Linked DNA regions of Homo sapiens: region 1 is linked to region 2. Evidence: read pairs that join two places in POLR2A ChIA-PET (ENCODE). Cell type or tissue: Panc1. All regions are shown on one strand. Links, peaks and the distances in the headings refer to the core of each region. The heading gives the core; the rest is flanking DNA. Region 1 overlaps MBP (myelin basic protein). Region 2 overlaps ZNF236 (zinc finger protein 236).

Region 1 (4,396 bases), core at 115-4,114, 210 kb before region 2:
AACTAGGTGTTTGCAACCTCACTCTTGAGCCCATGACTTGAGGAAGAACCATGAGAATCTAGCTAAATCTGAAAAGATTTAAGGAACAAAATTTGTATGGGGATCCAGCCCTTTTTCCTTCTTGGCTGCCAGGATTTATAATGAGCTGGGCCTCTAAGAGCAGTCTAGCATGATTCAGACAGAGGCCAGCAAACCAGGGCCCCACTTCCTGTCACTCTGCAGGCGACCTGGCTCAGAAACTCTGGAGGTAAAGTGTGGCTGCCCGCTCAACAGCCTCAGGAAGTCCCCAAAGCCCTATCTCCTATCTCCTGTGGGTGGGCTCTCCCCCACTGGCCCCGAGGGAGACTTTGCTCCTTTCCTCTCCCATCCCCTCCGAACTCACCTGAGACAGGCACCCAGGCCAGTGCGGCCCCAGCTGCCCCGCGTCCAACCCCCACTTCCGGGGGTGCAGCTGGGGAAGGAGGTGCAGGCAGCGACCACAGCAGCTACTGAGCCCCAAGAAAGGAGGCCAGCACGGGGTGGGGGGTGGGAGGCGTGGTGGCCAGAAGAGTTATTCTAGCGATTTATGTTTACATCAATTCACTTCCTTTAAGAGTAAAGGGATTAATATTCAGCTCCCCAATTTTCCAAAGGTCAAGAAAGAAAATGAAGTTTTATTCATAGTAAGTGATTAACCAAATTACCTGTTTAATTTTACATTAGAGACCACATATACAATGTATAAAAAGGCAAGTAATAAAGAGGAGATAGAACATGGAAACAAAGGACCCAGAGGCAGAGATGAGGGGGAGGCAGGAGGCTGGAGAAAGGGAGGTTTCTCAGCAGTTCAGGGGACTGCTGGTGTTGCGGCCCGTCTTTTGGGGCATCTGGTGACACGGGATGCTCCCAGAGAGCCCTGCTCCTTCCAGGTAGGAAGGTGTGCCCATGCTGCCCTGCAGGCAAGAGCAAAATGCCCTGTGCTGGGAAGGGATGGAGCTCAGGGCAGCTCCACCCGCAGACTCCGTGCAGGTGCCCTAGGCTGCTTCCCGGCTGACCACCAACCCAGAGAGACAGAGAAATGCTCTACTCAGATCTGCTTTTCACCTGGAGCCTGATTAAGAAACCTAAAGCTCCAGAGGTCAATACACACGGAAAACAAAACAAAGCTACCTGGATCAGTTTAGAGTCCTAGCAGGGACAGAATTGCCTTGGTGGCTGGACGCCCAACTCCCAAGCCAAGCATCTGCCGTGGCCCCCTGACCTGCTCACCAGGAGAGGGGACAAGCTGGCTCCTGTGGTCTGCAGCCACCTGCACACATTACACTGAGAATTCAAATTAAATGCAGAGTCCTAGGCCCACCCTGGCATACCACCCCACAGTCTTGGGGTCGGGCCCAGGAATATGTATTTTAATGAGCTCCGGGTTAACTTAGGATTGCTGCTGTAAGTGAAGGAAGGAAACAGACCGTGAGTGCCTCGGTGTTTCCAGGTCGACACAGCTCATCTGAATAGACCCACACAAGCTCTCAAATGTGTGCTTTCATGTGATCAGGAAGTCCTTTCTGTTTCACTGATAAATTGAATTTGCATTAGAATAACTAATTGATACTAAAGCTTTTTGTTGACAGTTTATTTTTATTTGCATCATGTATTTTTGATGCTTTTTCCATATTTAGAGAATAACATTTTATGTCCTGCGTGAGTCTTCATCTGATGAGGAACGTTTATGGATACTCATTTTCTTCATCTTTCTTGTATGGTTGAAAGCTACCATGTTTGCTAAACTTGCTATCAAAGCAAAAAATTATAGAACTATGTTGTAGGCTCCTCACATACAGCAAACGTACCATTACTTTTTAAAAATTCCTTGGTGTCTACTGTGTACAAAAATACTATGCCGTCCATTTCAGGGTATGTTAAGAGAAAATAGATGTCATTCTTGCCCTTGAAGTGCTTATAGTTTTATTAGGAAGCTTAGAAGTTCCCAAGTAATTTTCCCATGGCAAAATATTTGCTCAATACCCTGCCATGTATACAAAATGCTGCTGGCTTTCTAAAGAAGGGGGTTGTGCTCGGTAGAGGAGTAGAGTAGACTGGATGATGACGACTAGAACTGGCAGAATTATGTTGAATGGAAAATATACTAGCCGGGCGCGGTGGCTCATGCCTGTAATCCCAGCACTTTGGGAGGCCGAGGCGGGAGGATCAACTGAGGTCAGGAGTTCAACACCAGCCTGACCAACATGGTGAAACCCTGTCTCTACTGAAAATACAAAAATTAGCCAGGCGTGGTGGTGGGCGCCTGTAATCCCAGCTACTCGGGAGGCTGAGGCAGGAGAACTGCTTGAACCCGGGAGGCGGAGGTTGCAGTGAGCCCAGATTGCGCCAATGCACTCCAGCCTGAGTGACAGAGCAAGATTCTGTCTCATAAAAAATTTAAAGAAAAGAAAGAAACAAAATACAGTGTAACGTTTTGCTGTCTTCTATGCCGCAGTTCACTTCCCACTTGGCCTCCACTGTCCCGGGAGCTGCCTGAGCGTCTCCCAGCTTGCCCATCTGAGAGACTTCTCGGGACTCTAGCTGAGACTCTAGCTGGGATTCCCAGCTCATCATTGGCGTAGTCCACTCCTTTCTGGAGTCGCCTCCTTGCCCTTGTTTCTCAGCTGTCTCCTTCCTTGCACAGCTTCCAAAAAGGATGGCTGTCTTCTCCAGTTTTGGTAGCATTTTGTTTACAAGGGGCTTAAATGCTACATTGCAAACGTCTGTTCTGGAAAACTGTTAAAACATGTGTTAGCCCCCACTGATGTCTACCATAGTGCACAGTCCCTAATACTTGTTGCATAAACTGAGGCGGATTCTGCCAGTTCTACTCATCATCATCCAACTGATACACAGCAAGAGCCTATACTTTCCAGAAGTCATGTGTCTAAATCTGTTCTCCACCAATCAGAAGCTAAAGACCTGGCATGATTTATTCAGCTTAAATTGTTGCCTGAAAATACCAGATAAATTAACTCAGTAATTTGACAAAAACAACAACAACAAAGACTCTCACATATTTGAGGAGCTGGTTTTCTCTTACATGGGGTTGTGGCAGGCTGTGTGTTCCAGGTGTTTTTATTCCTGTTCTTTCGGCTATCTGAAAATGTAATAACCTTGGGACAGCTTGAGAGCAAGATTTATGAAGTGTGAGCACCAGCTACAGCTGGTCTTTCTAGAAATATAAAGAGAAATATAAATATAAATATAAATCAATTGTATTTCAGAAACAGGCATAGCACGTCTGTGGACAGCTTCAATATATCATTTTAGATTGCTGTATGAAAGGCATTGTGAGTTTTAAAGGGAGATGATGACTCTTTTATTCTGTCATTATTTTCATATGCCGAGACATATTTGAAGACAGGAGGATTTAAGCAAGATGTTAGAAGCTCACCTTATTCATTTCAGACTAGTGGTTGAAAATGGGTGTATGCAGGGCGGGAGAACTCAGAAGAGCTGAGGCCTGGCAGCAGCCTTCCTGAACACGCATGTTTAAATGTATGTGAAATGCCAGGGTTAAAGCCTCATTAGGAAAGAGTCCTAACACTAAAACACACGGCTAGATAAGCAACACCAAAATAACACGTACTATAGGAACTTAAAGTAAAAATCTTATTTATTTATTTTTTTTTTTTTGAGACACAGTCTCCCTCTGTTGCCCAGTCTGGAGTGCAGTGGTGTGATCACAGCTCACTGACCCCTCAATCTCTGGGGCTCAAACGACCCTCCCACCTCAATCTCCCTGAGTAGCTGGGACCACAGACAGGCTCACACTGCCACACCAGGCTAATTTTTGTATTTTTATTTTTTGTGGAGACAAAGTCTCTCCATGTTGCCCCAGCTTGTCTCGAACACCTGGGTTCAAGGGATCCTCCCACTTGGTCTCCCAAAGTGCTGGGATTACAGGCGTGAGCCACTGTGCCCAACCTTAAATTTTAATGGGAGGTACATTAAAATGTGGATTACGTTTCACACAATTTCAAAAACAAAACAACTGCATTTGCTCAAGAACATAGAAAAGGTCCTGGCGGTATTTTTGTATGGGTTGATCCTCACGGGGTCCTAAATCTTGTAGATTCAACTTCGTTTGTTTTTACAACATGTGTAGAAGAGGAATTTGAAAAATTTACCGATTGCACACACACAGGTTTATTCCTGACCTCTTTCCATGGAGTGACACTTAATTACCATGACACCTGTGCTCAGAGGACAGCTCCAAAGGTCGGTAACGTGGTTTTCCGAATCCCAATATTTCCCCATCCTTTTCTCGGGTGAACTTTTCTTGCCACTCTCTCTGGAATTTTCTGCTGCTGGTGCGATAGACCTCGTGACTAACAATGCGTTTTGTAAAATAGTCTGGAGGCCCAGAGAAAGC
Region 2 (4,396 bases), core at 331-4,330:
TCTCCAAATGACGGGGTTCTAGAAATAATGCCTGGATGTCCTATAGCCTTTAACTCATTTGAAGGAAAGGGTCATTTTCTTTTTATACTTTATGAAATCTCATGACAGAATTTTAAAAATGGAAATGAAGGCTTTACTAAGTATCATCAGATTAAAGAGTTTGAACTATCTCAGTTTAACAGGTCAGAAACTTTTATTCCAGAATTATCTACTAAAGAAATGAGGTGCACAATGGCTCTGGCAATGGTTAAGTCGCAGTTTTTGTTACTTTGAGGGAGTTTAGGCAAGTTTTACAGACTTATTCCTCAAAACAGCAGAGAAAGGTAGACTGCCATAACCCACCGGGGACCCCAGATGGTCTCACTGTGGTCTTTCGGTCAGATGGTGGCAAAGCAGACAGAGGGGGCAGTACCTTGAGAGAGGATGATGGGCCACCAGCAGGTCTGACCTCCGATGACAGTCCCCATTTAGCACCCCTGTCTCCACACAGCCACTGACACAAAATTCACTGACAACACTGCGCACCAACTGTGCCAGGACAGGATGGCCGCGGCACAGGCAAGAGCCCAGGCCAACACATACACTCAGACCAGCCGTGACCTCCAAGAGTGTCAGAACACACACGGATTTAAAAACTGCAATCTGTGTGCTGGCGCAACGTGTCAAAATATAAAATGTGCTCTATTCGTAACTGTATAATTTCATCGTGGAACTTCCTAAAAAGAAGTTGTCTTATAAGTACAAAAAGTATAAGCACAAAAATAATACTCAGGATCTCCCACTTGGTATGGGACTTGGGCGAATTAACGTGTCTAATGTTTAGCTGGCTAGCGTACAAAATGAGATTAATCCCTCCAACTATGCGGTGTTTTGTGTCTATTACATGAGACAACGTAATGGCAAGCACAGGTTTTACCAAGGGTTACAGCAGTCCATAACTGCTACCATTACCATTTCAGTGAAAGACCAGATACTAGCTGCACATCCATCAACCCATCAACAGAAAATTATATAATAAAATATGATGGAATTCCACGGAGTCATCTGAACTGATGTAGGCCTGTGTTCAATAAATTAAATATGCCTGTAATAAACTTCAGTAGACAAAAAATTAAGCATACTACACTATATAGAGCAAGATACCATATTTGTTAAAAACATTCAAGTCTCTAGCAACATGCGCGCCCAAGCATGAAAGGAAGAACACAGTGTGAGAGTGAATGCCAATTCAGCGCGTGGTGATTTGTAAGAGCAGATGTTTTCTTCATTGCACCTCTGAATTTTTCTTCCAAGAGCATGTATGGCTTTCATAATCAGAAAATAAAATTATTAAAAACTCAGGGTGCTACTGAACTAATCTATATATAGCCACGTCAAAATACTCACGGTGATTTGTGAATGGATTTATTCCTAAATTAGCATCGGGTTAATACACCTTGAATCAACAAATGGAAAATACCTCCTCCTTCTGTCTCTCCAGTGGCTGACACAGCAGAGGGGACTGTTTGGTGTCTCTTCATGTGCTTTTTACAATGCACTGTAGTTCGGAAACCCTCCTCACAAAACGGACACTTATAAGGCTTCATGCTCATATGTGTGGCCATGTGCCGGGTGAGGCTGCCATTGGTGGTGAAGGAAGCATTGCACACACTGCAGCTGAACGCCTTCACTCCTGCAAGCACAGAAACAGAAAAAACGGCTGGAACCAATCCTATTTCACTACCTTAAAACCAGAAGCAGTCAAAACCAAACAAAGATATGTTTAATAAGTTACAACATTATCCTGAGGCTTAACAGACTTTGGTTAAAAAAAAAAAAAAGTAAATTACAAAATTATAGACAGTTTATTTGGTGTGGGTTTCCAATTTTTAGAAATGGGATTGTTTTAAGAACATGGAAGTTGACATAGGACATCTTACTGCCTTCTCTACTGAAATCAGCAGGCTCTGTGAAGTCACAGTCTTCAAAACAAATCAAGTCCCCTCTCTCCTTGGTCTTTTACATTTAAACTGGCAACATGTGGATTCTACCCCAGAAATGTTTTCTCCAATCCATCTTTTCATCACTCCCATAGCACATGAGGTAGATTAGGCATTAAGAACTAGTCTATAAATCTTCTATACAGCTTTACTTTCAAATAAAGTCCCATACAGAAGGCCCTCTCTCCTCTGGACCGATGACACAGAACCAAGTAACTAGCTATTTTCCTCCTATTTCTGTCTTTCTTCCACCGTTCCTTATAAAAGTCATATATTGCTGCTCTCTGCCTCCGTAGCATGTCCTTCAAAGTACCATATAAACTACTGCCAGCAATCTTTCCAGTATCCACTAAAACCACTCCTCAATCATCAACCTATGGACCAGTCAATAAAACTTTTCCTTATTTTGCTTGGCTCTATGTTTCTAAGCAGTATATCTTCATTTTCAAATAAAGCCTTATACAAAATATACATTGATATTAAACTTATAATGAATATACTGAGTATATGTAACAGATAACAGAATATGTTAAAAATATTTTTAACTGTACACCATGCATCTGATAAAGGTCCAGTAGCCAGAATATAAAAACCTCTTACAACTCAATAAGGCAAATAATCCAATTTTAAAATGGGCATAGGATTAGAACAGACATTTCTCAGCGTCTGTGAAAGATGTTTAACATGATTAGCCATCGAAGAAATGCAAATCAAAGCAAAACCACAATGGCACGTGGGAAGGCTCATGACCATCCACAAGGCCGGTCATAAGAGAAGCAATAATAGCCATTGGCAAGGATGTGGGGAAACCAGAGCCCTCCCACGCTACGGTGGGCTGTCAAATCCGACAGCCACAATGGAAAACAAATGTTTTAACAGAGTTAACATATGACCAAACAATTCCACTCCTAGGTAGAGCAATGAGCCCATGTCCACACAAACACTTAAATACAAATGTGCATAGCAGGATTACTCATAATAAACAAAATATGGAAATAACTCCAATGTCCATCACCCGATGAATGGATCAATAAGACGTGGCATATCCTACAATGGAAAGGAATGAGGTTCTGATCCACCCATACAGCATAGGTGAAACTTGAGCACACTGTGCTGTGAAAGAAGCAGACACAAAATGCCACGTACTTCTATAAAATACCCAGGACAGGCAAATCTATAAAGACAGAGGTAGATACTGGGTGCCTGAGGTTCTGGGCATTGAGGGGAAATGGGGAGTGACTGTTAATGGGTACAGAGTTTCTTTTATGTGTAATAAAAATGTCCTAAAATTACAGTTTTGATGGTTGCAGAACTCTATGAACATACTAAAAATCACTGAATTGTACACTTTAAGTGGGTGAACTGAATGGTATATGGATTATATCTCAATAAAGCTTTTTTCTTTAAAGGACTAATCTCCAAGTATAAGGCAGACAGTGACCTGTGTGTGTCTTCTCGTGGGACTTGAGGACCCCAGAGGAAACAAAGCCGCGTCCACAGAGCTTGCACTTGTAGGGCTTTTCCCCGGTGTGCGACCGCACATGCTGCTTCAGGTGGCTGGACTTCTTAAAGCCTTTGTTGCAATAGTCACACCTACAAAGCAAACATACAGAACTCAGACCACGTTAATTCATAGCACAATTACAAATACAGCACCTGAAAAGGGAAGAAAAGCAAACAAGCTTCACCAACAACCATGAAACATTTAGGCACAACTGTTATAGAACCTAGGTGTGCTCTCCAACATTGAAGAAATTATAAAGTATAAAATATTGCCAACAATCATTTGTTAGACCAAATTCTGCTTAGAGTATTTACAGTCTTAAATGTATTACTTAAAAAACAGTAAATCCTATAACTCCCCAGCAGACATAATATTTGATTAATTAGAAACTCTCTCTAAGCATAATAGGAAGAAAATGTATGCACTCTTTTCTTTATTAAGTCGTTAGACACTATGAATCCTTCCATTGCCTCAGAAGCAGAATCACTCCTGTATCTAGTCACTTGGAAATGCCAATCCATGTACTCCTTTGGTTTACAAAATACAAAACAGAGTATACTGGAGTTATGCTGAATAATATATAAATATGCAGTATTATTTCCCCTTCAGTTGTTACTGAATAGACTAATGTTATCTTAAGGATTAAAATAATTATAAATTTCAAAACTCCTACTCACATATTATTAAAAGCTTATTCCATTAGTATGTCTCTTTTGTCCATTCTCAAGTTTTAATCTCCAGCAAGAGGTTAGTGACGTCCCTACACTATAACCTAAGTCAAGACTGGGTGCCCACGTAGAGGCAACTAACTTTCCTCTCAAGTCCAAATTAAACTAAAAGCTGGAAGTGTCTGAATACATTTTGAAAATTCACTCTTGTAAATCTGGTTTGGCGGTGGCTCACGCCTGTAATC

What was found. ChIA-PET counts read pairs that join two places held together with the same protein. Peaks named below come from ENCODE experiments on the same cell type or tissue, not always from the same donor. Only the 100,000 strongest peaks of a DNase experiment are listed, where the experiment ranks them.
Region 1: POLR2A ChIA-PET joins it to region 2 with 7 read pairs; 4 of 35 experiments call an interaction of 5 or more read pairs at or near these places.

What each region holds. Positions count from the first base shown.
Region 1 is chr18:77,120,571-77,124,966 of GRCh38, reverse strand. All of the region lies in intron 1 of MBP (myelin basic protein), which reads left to right. Among named protein-coding and RNA genes, the nearest start is that of MBP, 10 kb to the left of the region's middle. RefSeq lists enhancers at 91-200, 241-300, 679-1,612, 4,098-4,396. In Panc1, for the core only: no CTCF peak of the experiment used is centred there; no DNase peak of the experiment used is centred there; H3K4me3 peaks cover 1,403 bases; H3K27ac peaks cover 4,000 bases.
Region 2 is chr18:76,912,923-76,917,318 of GRCh38, reverse strand. ZNF236 (zinc finger protein 236) reads right to left here. Exons shown (of 31, transcript NM_001306089.2): 18 at 3,421-3,572; 19 at 1,460-1,672. Among named protein-coding and RNA genes, the nearest start is that of MBP-AS1, 65 kb to the left of the region's middle. In Panc1, for the core only: no CTCF peak of the experiment used is centred there; no DNase peak of the experiment used is centred there.